3 separate regions of the Homo sapiens genome follow, and regions 1 and 3 are each linked to region 2. Evidence: read pairs that join two places in POLR2A ChIA-PET (ENCODE). Cell type or tissue: MCF 10A. All regions are shown on one strand. Region 1 has its middle 300 kb from the start of CDCA7. Region 2 has its middle 250 kb from the start of SP3. Region 3 has its middle 110 kb from the start of SP3.

What was found. Peaks named below come from ENCODE experiments on the same cell type or tissue, not always from the same donor. Only the 100,000 strongest peaks of a DNase experiment are listed, where the experiment ranks them.
Region 1: POLR2A ChIA-PET joins it to region 2 with 6 read pairs; 2 of 35 experiments call an interaction of 5 or more read pairs at or near these places.
Region 3: POLR2A ChIA-PET joins it to region 2 with 5 read pairs; 2 of 35 experiments call an interaction of 5 or more read pairs at or near these places.

What each region holds. Positions count from the first base shown.
Region 1 is chr2:173,650,809-173,655,808 of GRCh38, forward strand. No RefSeq gene overlaps it. Among named protein-coding and RNA genes, the nearest start is that of CDCA7, 300 kb to the left of the region's middle. In MCF 10A, no CTCF peak of the experiment used is centred here; DNase peaks (open chromatin) are centred at 1,683 and 2,103.
Region 2 is chr2:173,712,582-173,717,581 of GRCh38, forward strand. No RefSeq gene overlaps it. Among named protein-coding and RNA genes, the nearest start is that of SP3, 250 kb to the right of the region's middle. In MCF 10A, no CTCF peak of the experiment used is centred here; a DNase peak (open chromatin) is centred at 3,050.
Region 3 is chr2:173,852,683-173,857,682 of GRCh38, forward strand. No RefSeq gene overlaps it. Among named protein-coding and RNA genes, the nearest start is that of SP3, 110 kb to the right of the region's middle. In MCF 10A, no CTCF peak of the experiment used is centred here; a DNase peak (open chromatin) is centred at 2,359.

The DNA of each region.
Region 1 (5,000 bases), 62 kb before region 2:
GGGAACATCTTACGGCTTCTCTCACCTTGCCCCCAATACGGATAGGAAAACAGGCCCAGAGAGGTTGGTTCATCCGCTTCCCACAATTTGATGAAAAAATTCCCTTTGGTTATTTATATACTTGGGCTGGAATTTCCCTGCCAACACCTATTGCTCCCTTCTCCTCCAACAATATTTTGGGAATTCTCATTCTATTATCCCCCCAAACTGCTCATATATGTTGACTGAAAGGTAGATCAAAGCCATAAGCATCCAAACCACAACAGTCGTTCATCGGGATGACGCAGACGCTTATTAAAGATTGTGCTGAGGGTTTTTTCTCCAAATTTCCTCAGACCCTCGCCATCCTAACAGGCTCTTACTTGTAAAGCTTTCAGTGGTGGCCCTTGACATTTTCTCAGTTGCTCGGTCTGCCTACAGTCTTTAGAAAGATGTATTCATTGCCTCACACCATAAGCTAAATGAACATTTATTCAGTGCTTGGTGTAGGTGCCAAGCATTGTTCTAGACACTGGTACATGGATAGGACAATCAGACACGACCTTACTCGCATGAGGCTTACACTAGAGGCTTGTTGCACCTCCAACTTCGAGGACAGTTCTCCATGAAATAACACAGTCTTCAGTTTCCGCCAACCCCTTAATGTCCATTAGCCCCCAGAAATCTAGCCCACAGAGATAAATAATTCTGTTTCATTCAAGCTCTGTTCATTCTTCCTACTCTCTCCTTTCATTTTTAATCAATCCTTCTTTGCATCCTCCAGCTCCTACACCCCCAAACAGGTAGTGCCCCTCAAGTGCACATAATATTGTAAACCTTTAAAAATTCCCTTTCCTGTTTAGCATCCAGATGCCAATGCAAAAGGAAATTCACTGAACTGAGGATTGCCAAATGCGGACAACCTGGAAGTATTTTGGGGTTTTTGTTGTGTTGTGTTTTTTAGGCTCAAGGGTACATGTGCTTGTTTGTTACATGGCTATATTGCATACTAGCAGGGATTGAGCTTCTAGTGTACTCATTACCCACATAGTGAACACTATATCTGATAGGTAATTTTTCAACTCTCACTCTCTCCCACCTCCCCCCTTTTGGAGGCTTCAGTGTCTATTATTTCCATCTTTATGTCCATGTGTCCATTGTTCAGCTCTTGCTTATAAGTGAGAACATGCAGTATTTAGTTTTCTATTTCTGATTTAGTTCACCTAAGACAATGGCCTACAGCTCCATCCATGCTGCTGCAAAGGACATGCTTTTTTTCTTTTTTATGGCAGCATACTATTCTGTGGCATATATGTACCACATTTTCTTTACTGGAAGTATTTTTGCAAGTTAGGTCTCTACTACACCAAGGTGCTTCATCATTCAGAAAACACAGAGTGAGTTAAGGATCCGTTAAGGGAAACGAGGAAAATCTGAGAAGCCAGTTTAATTGATACTTTAAAGTTGAGAATTACCATGTATGGGTTGCCCCCTGCATTCCTCCCCACACCACCCCTATCCTCCTGCAGAACCCCAAAGTGACAAGAAGGAACATGAATTTGGTGTCAAAGGCAAAAAACCAGGAGGCTCACCCCCAAGGCTGCTTCACCCCTTTCAGGCCTTGACATGGAGGGAAAACAAAAGCTGCCACCATACCAAACCTTTCCAGACTCATCCTAATGGAATCTGCTTGAGTCATGGAAACATATTACAAAGGCTTGCCAACACCAGGGCCTTGTGTAAATCTACAATTGCAACTAGTATTGGGATTGGAGCACCCACAAGTCAGTTAGGACCATCTAAGTCCATAGATTAACCATGCCACTTGTTTGCAACTTTTTGCATTTACAAAAAGAAGAAATGATCGCAGGAAATGAACCCAGCAAATGTATCCTCTGGAGACATGTACCTCTCTCTGGGACATGCCTAAAGTTTTCTTTGACAGTAATAAATGTCAGAAATTGTTATTGAAACAAAGGCAGCTGGTTTACAATTGTGATAAATAAGTTCCCAAATTGGCAAGAATCTCTACGCATGTGTAAAAAGGCAACTTTTCCCGGCCCAAGTGACTCACCAAGGCCCTCCAGGCATTATCTAGACTTACTTTATTCTTTGCAAACACATTGAGACTGCCGTACCCCTTCTGTGCTTGCTCATTTTTTTCTGAGTCATAGCATGAGCTGACAATAGAAGCATGTCAAACAAAACCTCCACATTAAAGCAACGTTGTCTGAAGGGTGTGCCTGTGCCCTCTCAGGCCCTGGCAATGGAGATGCGTATGTATCTACCCCACTTAAAAAATAAAAACTATCCACTTTCATTGTTTTTTAGCAAATGTATGAATAGAAGGGTCATTTTCCGCGTTGATTTCTTTTAACTCCATGTGTTTAAGAAGGATAAAATGCACATTAGGAGGACGGAAAAGCACAGCCGCCACAATATCCCAGCTTTGCGGGTCCTATTCAACTCTTTCTTTTCCCCTTCAGTGAGCTTTGCATAAAGCTTACCCAAACCCACATGGATTTCTATAACATCCAAAAAGAATGACAATGAGTGATGTGATGTAGGTGGAAACTGCCTGAAGAAACCTAAATTGTAACAGGAAAAAAAATTGACATTTTAGATTTTAAATGTTACACAGTTTTTATAAAGCTTCAGTCAATTTATTTTATTTATTCTAATGAAGAGCATTACAACTGCTTTACTGCACTGAAGCAAGCATCGATCACATCATTAATCACACCTTGTGAATAGCCACAAATCAAGTTCTAACAGCAAGCACTGAATCAGGAGCAATGAAGCATAAACTCCTTCACAATTTATGATCTCTCCAATTGCATCTTTTCAACCATTAAATTGCAAGATACCATAAATTTTTATCTTCTTCACTTCAGTCACATTATTGATTCTGCCGTGTGAAATATAGAAGCGCCGTAAATCTCGGCTATTGAATTAAATTTAAAGTCTCGACTTCAGAAAAGAAACCCAACACACTGCCATGGCTGTTAATTTACACTGAGGAACAAATGATAGAAACATTAAAATTTAAATGGACAACAGGGATTTCTAAAAGCCATAGTACTGTCAATCCTAGTCCTTGTCAACCTTGAGGGCTTTTAAAAAATTATTCAAATTTTAAAAAAGAAAAAAATTAAAAATTTTAAAAGTGGAAGGTAGGTAGATTATTCATAGGAAAAAGTAATAGGGAAATTATTCCATGGGAATGGCTGCCAAGACTAGATACTTTAAAGGCAGGAAAGTGGCAGTGTCCCCCACCTCACTCCCCATGCCATGGGACAGTTCCAAAGGAACCCATGTGTCTCACATTCCACTCAGGACACCTCTGGATACAGTGGTGGTCCCACGGAGGCACTGACAGTCCCTAGACAGCTGTGCTCATTGCCCCACTTGCCATCTTGACTTCTGATCCATTTGCTGCCCTGCCGTCTCTCTCCTGCCACCCGGAAGCTGCCTTTGCAGTCTGCCTTGCTGAAGCCTCTTTGCTCTCTGGCTTTCGGTTGGGTGTGGCCAATAGGAAGCACTGGCAGAATGGCGAACGGCAGGGTGGGAGAGGGCTGGGAATGTTCGTTCCCACTCCTTCCCTGCTTTCACGTCAGGGTTTGGCAGGGGTTGGATCCTTCTCTGACTGCAGCTCCAAGTGTGGCGGTGGGGGTGGGAGGCTACTCCTTTTTGGCTCAAGTTCTCACCATCCTCCGGTAACAGCACTCCCCTCCTTTGCCCTTCCAGGACTGGGGTTAGTAAAGGCTTCTCCCTGTTACTCTTCTATAGGTGCCTCAGCCTCCTTGAAGGTCCTTTTAACCTTGCCCATAACTCTGCAAAATGTCCCTTCATTAAATACTCTTCAGCTGGATGTCTGAATGGCATTCTGCTTCCTGTTAAGATGTTGACTGATGCAGAACATGTCAGGGCACAGAGAAGATCCTAAGAGCTCCAGAAAGAGCTGACAGCAGCCAGGCCCTGCAGTAAAAGCCAGAGATACCACACCCCAAAGTGGCGAAAATCTAAGTAAACCTAAACTATATTCAGATCAAGAAATGCCCATTATGTTTTGGCAGATAGCTGTCCCTGGTATTATAAAGGACATGTATGGCACCCAGAAGTGAGACAAACGGGATCGCAACAAGTGGTCTTTTTCATAAGCCACCAGGCAAGCTGAGATCTTTTAGCCACAGAGAATAAAGGAGAGGTTGCTGAGTAAAGGCTGAGTTAGAGGAGAAAATAGGGGCTTGCCTCGGGCACATGCCATTCTAACATAGACAGAGGCAATTGCTAACTCGCTGTGGTGACCAGGGCTGGTTGGAACTCAGCAGACATAAGCAGAACCCCAGCCTGTTCTTGCAGGATCTCAGACAACCCTGTGGTGTGTGAATTGTGATCTGAGGATGCCCAGACTGGCTTCTAGCCTTACCTACTTCTAAGACGCATGAATTTTCTATGTCCTCCAAGTTTCCTTCTGGGGGTTAAGAGAGCTAAAACACAAGATAATGCTATATTATCAGTTTCAGGGTCCAACAAACACTCCAACTCCCCACAAAGGACCAAGGGCTTCTGGAAATGAATATACCAATTTCTCCAACCTAATGACAATGTTAAGAGATAAAGAGATAGAGTCTTTGCCAGAGGTCAGGATATCCCTGACAGCCAGCAAAGACTTTCTGGGACCAACTTCAGGTTCAACCTTCCCCTACAGGTTCCAGGCAGGTCCAGGCTGAACAGGATTTCTGGAATCAATCTTAATTTGATTGAAATCCACATGAGAGGTGGAAGAGCAGAGATCTACATCTCCATCACCTTCAGTATGAATGAAGAACATTCACCTTCTATGTGTGTTCTAGACCAGAGATTCCTGCCCCAGAGTGACTGAACTCCCTTGGACTATCACAGTAATGCCACAAACTACTCAGATGACTTCTGACATCCAGAATAAACAACTAACGGTCTCTCATGGTTCACAGGCCCTTCCCAAAGCTTCTGTTTGGTAAAATATTAATACATTTACA
Region 2 (5,000 bases):
TCAGGTGCAATGATGGGGGCAGGGATTGTTGTCATAAGAAACAAGTTAGATGAAAACCCAGGACAAAAAATGGAGCTGGGCCTCACAATGCACCAGGACCAAGACTCAGAAAGCTGTCCAGAGCCAAGGTAGGCCCCTTCCCTCTAGAATGGAAGTGTTTGGAAGGTAGCTTGCATATCTTGACACCACAGTGTCCCCCATGTCTAAACACAGAGTAGGCACTCAAGTCACTGTTGGATAAGTAAATAGATTTGCTTTCTCTCACGCTCTCAAGTTACATAGACTTTCATCCCTGCCTCTCTCTCCACCCTCATCATAATTAATTCTCTCTTCTCCCTAGATTGTTTTGCAATACTCCTCTATACACAGATCCAAGCATGGCTACCCCTAATATCCTGAATTTATGTGTATTTAATTAAAGTGATTGCAGAAATTGAGTAGCTCTCTCAGGACCAATTCCAAATTCCCAGGAAAAAAATCTGAGCTATCCAGCTTAGGCCAGGTGTCCATTCCTGATCCACATGACTATACCAGGGAAATGGTCAAGGTCAGAATAACACAAACATGTCCACTGGGTCCATCCTCATGGGTGGGTGAGGGCAGTCCTTAGAAAAAGAGGCCATGACCTAGATAAGCATCCCAAATGTCATCTGCTGTCATCCACTTCACTCCTGTCCAAATGACCAAGGATGAAATCGTCCCAGTTGGATCTTACATCAAATCAGTGGATAGTAGAGATCACAAGATCCTGAGCCTTATCAACATAGTGCTACAACGCGGCCAGTAAGTGTGCTGCAGCCAGTCCTGGGCTCCCCATTTCCACATGGCAGGCTTCCATCTGTCCTCAGGAGGGGGCCTTCAGCTCATCTGTTCGTTGCTGTATCTCCAGTCCTGGAACAGTGCTTGGCACATAGTAGGTGATTGATGAGTGTATTGGCTCAGAGAATGTTGGCTATTATGACCATCAGATGTACCCAACCTTAAATTTCTGACCTATGTGTGCTCATACACACACACGAAACTCATTGACAGCCATAACCACCCTCCCCTCCGATCTCAGAGAATGAGTTCGTTCTGCATCTGCTCACAGCCAATCCATCACCTGTCCTCTTAACCCCAGTGCCCTGCTCTCCTAGGCCTCGGACTGTTGCTTATGCCCTCTCCTGTATGCTTTGCGCTCTCTCTCTCTCTTTCCTGACTTCTCCTCAGCCTGTAAGACACATTTAGATCTCTCCCTTCCCAGAGTCTACCCTCGATGGGGAAAACTTGCATATTCACTTAGCCTTTAAGATTCATCTCATTTCACTTTTGCCTTTACACATTTGTGCACTGTTAAATTGGACATGGATTAACTTTGAAATTTAAAAAAGTTTCTCCCCGAAATGAGCAGACAAAAATATTGATCACATGGATCCTGGTCTTCAAGAAGCCTCACCTGACTCATGCTGGCCAGCTAAGCATCCCATAGGCCTGGCCTGAAACTAGAGCTGCATTTGCCACATGACTGAAACCATCTGTGTACGGGCCTATCTCTCCCCAGCTGTCAGCTCTTGGTGGGCAGGTTAATGGCTTTCAAAACCTTTGATTCTCTAGGTCCTGGCACAGTGTCTGATGGTAGTAGAATGCCACTAAGAGTTTGTTGAATTGATCTCAATAATTGCATTTAAGCCAGGGAGAGGCACTTTATATTATCGGCCTCTTGGGGCTACATCAAATAGCAAAATAGAAACAGCACAACTAGGTGAGTAACTAGGTAAATAAGTTGTTTTGATGAACAACTCCATGTGTGTGCCCTATAATACGTAATTAGTCACTCATCCTTACAAGGAATTTTGTTGACATTTGTTATAGTTGCAATTTTTAAGGAAGTAATATCAAGCAAAAGAATCATCAAAGACTTTTCCTATGGTCACTCATTTGAAGACCTTTACATGGAATATGAGACAAAGAACTCTGAAATTCTGGAGTTTAATCTCAAAGCCATTCTCCTTCCCTAAAAGATCATCTTTTGAGGATAGATTTCTGACATGTCTCTTTTTTTATCTCCTTCATTTCTCTGGCTTATTGTGTTGAGCATCCTGAATGATGGTGTTGACTGCCCTCCACCAGAAGCAACTCCACAGAGGAGCAGTGGGATTCATCCACAGAGTACCATGGTCTCTGCAGACACTTTCTATTCACAGATAAGGGTTGCACCAGAGGGAGGAAGAACAGGAATGCCTGTTCATACCCAGGGTTCACAGTAGCAAAATAGAATTCACCCCAAAAATGAAAACACTGCAGAATTTTGGGGATTTTTGATATCAAATCTCCCCAATCTCTGACTTAAAAGGAAACCAAAACGCTCCTTGGAAGAGGTCTGTAAGTCTGTGAGTTAGGGCAGAGCAGAGCCCTCAATATTTTAAGTATACTGCATATACTTAAAAAGCTCTAACAGAAGAATTAAACAAAGGCAGGCAGAATCCTAAATGGAATTCTTCTTTCTAGCTGGTGTGTATATGTTTAGGAGTGGAGGGGGATAGTTTTATGTGCACCTGGGAATCTGAAAATATCTGCTTCCAATGGGTGTCCATGTTCTATGAGTTTGGGAGTCACAAGAGAGAAAGAATGAAATTGTATATTAGGAAGAGGTGCATGCCAAAGAAACACTTGCAGATCTAATGATTCTTGACTACTAGAAGTCATGAGTCATGTCAAGATTGCTTTCTTGTCCGTCACATACATCCCTTCAATTTATTATATATTAAGACTTGTACACCAGTTCCTTCCAAAGGACTTACAGTAGCTTTGTACAATTGGAATCCTTTTTCCTCTTCTAATAAGTACTCAAATCGACAGCTTCCTTACTCCATGGAAGACACAGCCTTGGGATTTAGAAGGGAGCCAACTGAATTGGCAAAGGCCCATCCTCACTGTGTGCATGTACGACAGCCATTTGCATTTTTCTAATTTTGGATTCCTGCTTCAATAGGCACATAGGACATTCTTGAGGGTATCTTGGCAACCCACACCCATATTCATGCACGAAGGTGCCTAGTCTCAGGCTGACTAATCCACTCGTCTAAATTACACATGTCAGGTGACCATGGGATTTGCTGACTGTGTTCAATTAGGTGCAACTATGCAGGGCTTTTCAACATCTCAAGTTACATGAAGCATATGTTAGAATAAATCAATTGACTTTTGCTGCTCGGTTTTGGCTCTGCTTCCAGAGAACTCGTGAGTGGGAAAATGGGATATGCACTCAGTATGTAGGATCCTTTTCTCTCAGCTAGACTTGAAGTAGAGAAAACAAGGAATTTGGACTTAGCCACATCCCTCTGCAGTCTGACTCCCTGGAATCTCAAAGGGAAAAGAAGCAAAGGGAAAAGAGTCACACTAATAAAAAATTATCTATCCATTCATCTGAAGTTGGACACTTACGTCAATTTCATAGCTTGACTATTGTGACTAGTGCTATAATGAACATGGGAGTGCAGGTATCTCTTTGACACACTGATTTCATTTGCCTTGGATATATACCCAGTGGTGGGATTGCTGGATCACATAATAGTCCCATTTTTAATTTTTTGAAGAAGCTCCATACTGTTTTCCATAATGGCTGTCCTACTTTACAATCCCATCAACAGTTTGTAATTGTTCCCTTTTCTCCACATCCTCACCAACACTTTTTTTTTTTGTCTTTTGATGATAGGCTATTTTAACTGGAGTGAGATGGTACCTCATTGTGTGTTTTACTTGCATTTCCCTGTTGATTATTGATGTTGAGCACTTTTCCATGAGGTGATAAATCTAACTGCCTTGATTATACAACACATATATGTACCGAAACATCAAATTGTGCCCCATAAATATTTACAATTAAAATGTGTCAATTTTGAAAAAATTCCCAATGGGATTGGAATGTGATTTTAAGTTTACCCACATTGGTAGTCTCCCATGTGTTCTTTGATGCCTTAAATTCCTTTCCTAAGGAAGGAAGCAGCCATTACAATAAAAACTCAAACTGCAAATATCTGTGGGTAGGTCTAAGTTCCCTTCTTAGTGAAGGATGAGTCAGGCCACCACCTGGGCACCTTCCACGAAAAATCTGTGTATCCAGTGATTCATATATGGACTGAGGAGCTGTGGGGAAGTTCAGGAAAACACAGTGACATCTAATGGCCTGCAGCACTGGAGACCTGGCCCAGGGGTGGAGGGTGGAGGAGCCACAGTTCAAGAATAACAGTGCCCCTGTAAAATAATTCATCATAAGCAAAGAAGGTGTCTGCATGGTAAGACTCAGCCAATGGCCTGAGGCTGGAGAAGGATAGTCATACTGAGCACCCTCTAGAGAATCCCCATGGCCCCAGGTCTTACTCAGGCACTGGGTGCCTTGTATTTGCCCTGGAGAAGAAATGGCCCTAAGTCAATTGCTCTTTGAGCTCCAGCCTCTGGCAGATGCTTGACCTCTAGAACTGTAACACTGTGGGGTTTGGTGAACCTAAACTGGAACTTTCTTCCAATACAGTGCAACACAAATGGAGCATTCTCCTACTCTTCATGGTCTTGAAGTGGCAGTAGCAGCAGTAACCATGACCAACTCAAAGCACTGAGTAACAACCAGCAGATTCATGAACACTTTAGAGCACCCCTAGGAACGCCTGGAGGCATTGTCATCTGCAGGCAGACTAGTAAAACCCTAGAATCTCTGAATCTAGACAGGCAGCTTCATATTAATAAGACCAGACTGAATTGCCCTTACCAGCTCATGAAGACCAAGACATTTGGGTTATACCTGAAAGAAATCATTACTTATGTAACTCCATGTGTTATTAATGACTCACTCATATACTTTCCTATATGAGACTGCGACAGTCTTGGGATAGGGAGCGTATTGGGCAATTTCACTGGCTGCAGAACTTTAATGGTGAATGTGAAAAAAGGTACCCCTAGGTAAAAGGAGAAAAATATAGGAGGGGAAGAGGTTAGAAAGAGAAAGTCTGAGACCTTTTTAGTAA
Region 3 (5,000 bases), 140 kb after region 2:
ATTTATTCTACAAGCATTTAATGAGCCTCTATTATATGCCAGGCACTGTCCTGGGAATAGCATGAAACCAGTTCTTTTTTTTTTTTCTTGAGACAGAGTCTTGCTCTGTTGCCCAGGCTGGAGTGCAGTAGCGAGATCTCGGCTCACTGCAACCTCCACCTCCCGGGTTCAAGCGATTCTCCTGCTTCAGCCTCCCAAGTATCTGGGACTACAGGCGCCCACAACCACACCCAGCTAATTTTTGTATTTTTAGTAGAGACGGGGTTTCACCATGTTGGCCAGGCTGGAAACCAGTTCTGATGAAACCCACAGCTGATGGGTGGACAAGCAATTAGCCAAAGAATCATGCAAATAAATGTAACATCACCTCAGAGAAACAAGAGGGATATGAGGCAGTAGACAACCAGGAACTGATCAGGAAGGTCAGAGGAGACTTCCTTGTGATGGTTGAGCAGATCTCCTAAGAGTTCACTGGTGAGGAAGGATGTGGAGAGAAACACACGTGCCAAAGCCCTGTGGTGGGAGAGAACACAGAATCTGCCACATAGGAAGAGGAGCCCTGTGGCCAAGACCTAGGCCTTTTGGTCTCTAAGGGCAATGGAAGGCAGTTCAGGTGTATAAGTGGGCAGTTGCATTTTGAAAACACCATCTTGGCTGCAGAGTAGAGGACATTTTGGACATGGGCAAGCTTTACATCCAGTAGGAGCCTGTGGCAGTTAAGTCCAGCAAAAACGATGGTGGCTTGGCCTAAAGGCAGTATTCTCAGTCCAGGCTCCACAGAATTCTGTGAATTTAGGTGGGAAAACAAGCGTATCTTTATTGTCATCAACCGCTAATTGAAATTTAGTATTTCCTTCCGTTATAAATGTAGGCAGCAAACCTCAGGAGTATTAGCAGCATCTGTGACCTTGCTACCGAGAGAAATCACAGGTGTTTTCAGATCACATTACAGTTGCTGCAGATATATCAAGATATCATTTATACTCAGCCAGTCGCGGTGGCTCACGCCTGTAATCCTAGCACTTTGGGAGGCCGAGGCAGGCGAATCACCTGAGGTCAGAAGTTCGAGACCAGCCTGGCCAACATGGTAAAATCCCATCTCTACTAAAAATACAAAAATTAGCCGGGCATTCTGGTGTGTGCCTGTAATCCCAGGCTGAAGCAGGAGAATCACTTGAAGCTGGGAGGCGGAGGTTGCAGTGAGCCAAGATTGATTGTGCCACTAAACTCTAGCCTGGGTGACAAAGCGAGACTCCGTCTCAAAAACAAACAACAACAACAACAAAAATATATATATATGTCATTTATACTCATCACTACTTGAAAATTACTGCAGTTGTTAGGCCTGCTACTATGTCATATTACATAATGCATTTATAAAGAAGCACATATATTATTATAAGTCAAAATTATTAATACTTTGATAACTGTATTTTAACATAATTGGTTTTCTTTGTAATCCTGTGTTTTATTTAATGCATTATAAAGCCTTATTCTTTCTGCATTAGTTTGCTAAAAAAAATTAAAAAGTTAAAAATCTTACTTTAAAAAGGGGCACATAGGCTTCACCAGACTGCCAAAGGGTTTCATTGCAAAAAGTAGGTCAAGACTCCCTGCACGTGAAGAGTGGACGATTTGAGAGCTGTGTAGAAGGTCAGTGTGGCATGACCGAAAGGTGAATGGGCGCACCCAGATGAAGGGAAAGAAGGTGCCTGGGAGAGTTTCTAGAGGTCTGGTTTATGCAAGTGGATGAGCAGTGGCGCCTTCAATCAAGGAAGAAAACACTAGAAGAAGAAGACCATAAGAACATCTATGGGTAAAGCACAAGGGCTTTCGTCACTGGGCTCTGGGCATCTCATTTGGTCATTTTTTTCCCCTCACTTTCTGGTTCTCAGCCAAATTGTAGATAGTTGAGAAATATTGGGAAGTCGGATGTCACCATGAACAGATACATACACATATAAACAGAAATCATTATCAAGAAAATTACAGGTTTCTAGTCACAATTTCCAGTTACAAGGTATTTTTTAATATTTACAAATGAAACCATTATCCAAAAGCTGCCTTTTCCTCTCTAGTACAAGATTGCTTCCCAAGGGACTGCATTTCTTTTCCTAGAGGACACCAGTTTTCATTAAAACCTTGAAGGAAGCAATGGATGTCATCGCCCCAAGTCTTCGTTTACTAGGTCCCGATCTCCATTCTATTTATTCAAGACTACCACAGCTCCTTCAAAAAATCAGAAACATCAACCCAAATATCCTCATTATTTCTGTTTCTACACAAGAGCAACATATTGACTTTGCCAAAACAATTAAATTTAAGCCATGAGTCACCAGCCAAACAGTCCCCTTGGTGACTTCATCCAAGCCTTCCTCCTGCCAGCTGTCCCTCCTGCATCTGTCGAGTCCTGGGCAGGGGAAGGGCTGCAAACAAGACAGATTAAATTCTGTGATATGTCTTCATTTTTGTTGCCTTAGAATTTGTGGAAACCTTCTAAACACAAATTGATTCCAAATCAAGTTTTGAATATCGGAGTCAGGGAAATGAACTATTGATTTGCCCTTGGCTCTGCAGAACTCAATCAGAATTTTCTCATTTTCTGCTGTTTTTTTCCTTTTACCTGTGGAAGGAACACTTCGGGCAAGAACCAATTCCAAGGCTGGTAGATGATGTTTGAGAAATAGTGGCTCTCCTCACCCCTGTCATTCTCAGGTGTCGATGCACATGTGTTGGCATTTTAACTTTTACAAATTTTTTTCTATTTATTTTCTTTTACCCACTCACCAGGCCCTAACTCCCTCCTACAGAAAAATCCTAAAGATATTAAAACCATAGGAGATTTTCTTTTTAATATACCCCATCAAGAACTATGATTTACACTATGCTGAGTGAAATCCATTTCAGATGTCCTGCTTCAAGTTTCTAGAATTTAATACAAACTTAAATATCTTATTGGATTAATGCATCCATTCAGTGTTCTGCTGTTACTTTGATCATGTACTCAGACAAAAAAATTTTCTTCAAAGGAATTACTACTATAAATAGGCTGCTTTGTGAGAGAGCCAGTTCTGCTACATACTAGAAAACATTTCAACAAAAACATTTGTATCAAACTGGTTGGTTTTTAAAGAACTTTTCCAGATTAAAGTCAGCCTGGCAGACTGGACTGCTTAGCAGTTGGACAAATTTAGCCAGGCTGCTAGACACATTTCTCAAACTTTTTCTAATTTCCTGTTACGTAAGTAATATACAGTGAACGTCAAAGTAGGAGAGAGGAAAAATAATACAGCATCCTTATAAATATCTACCTCACATACACAATGCAATCTACATTCTGGGATACAGAAGGCACATTTGCTCAACTTGTTTAGTTAACAAAGCAAAACAAAATCTTCGTATGTTAAAACTTGATCAATGGTTAGCTGCAAAGCTTCAAAACCCAAACCAGCAAAAAAGAAAAAACAAAAATTACTGGCTGATACCTGGTTACAGGAAGAGGAGAGCCTCATGCATAACTGCAACCAGGGCCTCTAACCCTGTCAAGGAGCTCTCTCCCTTTCTCTCATCCTTTGTCCTCTCTGCTTCTCTCTGCGGGCTGGCTTCATTCTTGCAGATCACCTTTATCTACCCAAGGCTACAATCAGAGCTACTTCTAAGTCATATTTTCTCAGCATCAAGACAAGAAAGTAAAGAAACTCTTCTCCTCTGCTACCAACTTCTGTTTTTTAAAAATGGCAAGGAACGACTCTGCTGGGTCTAGTTTAGGATACATGCCCCTTCTCAGAGCAATCATTGTTGCCTAAGAATATGGTGGTATAATTGGCTTGCCCATGCCAACCTCACACCCAGCAACAATCACAACACCAGGGAGTCAAGGTCAAATTTTAAAGTGCAACTCCCTTTTGCATCCTGTATTAGACCAGCAGTTTCCCAAAACAGTCTCAGAAGGAAGGGAGAGAGCTTAGCAAACAAAACAATAAATGCTCACCCTAGGTATGTGGCAATCATAACTCTACAGTTTCTACCAGGTAAGATTTTGCCCTGGTTTGACATTTAAGATACCAGAGAGCAACTTAAATTACTTTATATCAAAGATGTTGTTTCTCTAATATAAAATTATAATTGTGTGAATTGTTAGCAATGATTCAACATGAAAAGAAATAATTTTATAGTGACATTAAGTAAATATATTTTCTCCATTTCTAGTATTCTCTGATATTCAAGTACTAGGTCTTTCTGGACATAAAACATTGAAGTGTCTTTTCTTCTCTCTCTCTCTTCACTTACAATAGGCTACACTAATAATTTTAGAGAGCCATGAATGATCTTTCCACATAATAATAAATGTTCTAGAATTGTTCTAATTCAGCAATATCAGCAGTGTCCAAAAGCTAAGTGAAAATACCATAAACGTTGAGTGGAGATGGCCATTTCCTTCATCACATATGCATAACTGTGCAATCCTAGGAGCCAATAGAAAGGCAGCTTTTCCACTCAGTGTTGGGTACCACAGGCAGTTGACCAGAGGAGCTGGAGGCTAGCCCAGCGCCACCACTAACAGTGTTGCTGTCACTACTCAGGACCATCGTTTCCTTGCCTGTAAAAATGATGGGACTGGCCAGGCACGGTGGCTCATGCCTGTAATCCCAACACTTGGGAGGCCGAGGTGGGTGGATCACTTGAGGCCAGAAGTTTGAGACCAGCCTGGTCATCATGGTGAAACCCTGTCTGTACTAAAGATACAAAAATTAGCCGGGTGTGGTGGCGGGCGCCTGTAATCCCAGCTGCTCGGGAGGCTGAGGCACAAGAATCACTTGAATCTGGGAGGCGGAGGTTGCAGTGAGCCAAGATTGTGCCACTGCATTCCAGCCTCAGTGACAGAGTCAGCTCTGTCTCAAAAAAAAAAACAAAAACAAAAACAACAACAAGAAAGACTAGAGTAGATGAACTTTAAAGTTCTAAGCTATTAAAATTCCAGTAAAGATTATTGCTAATTT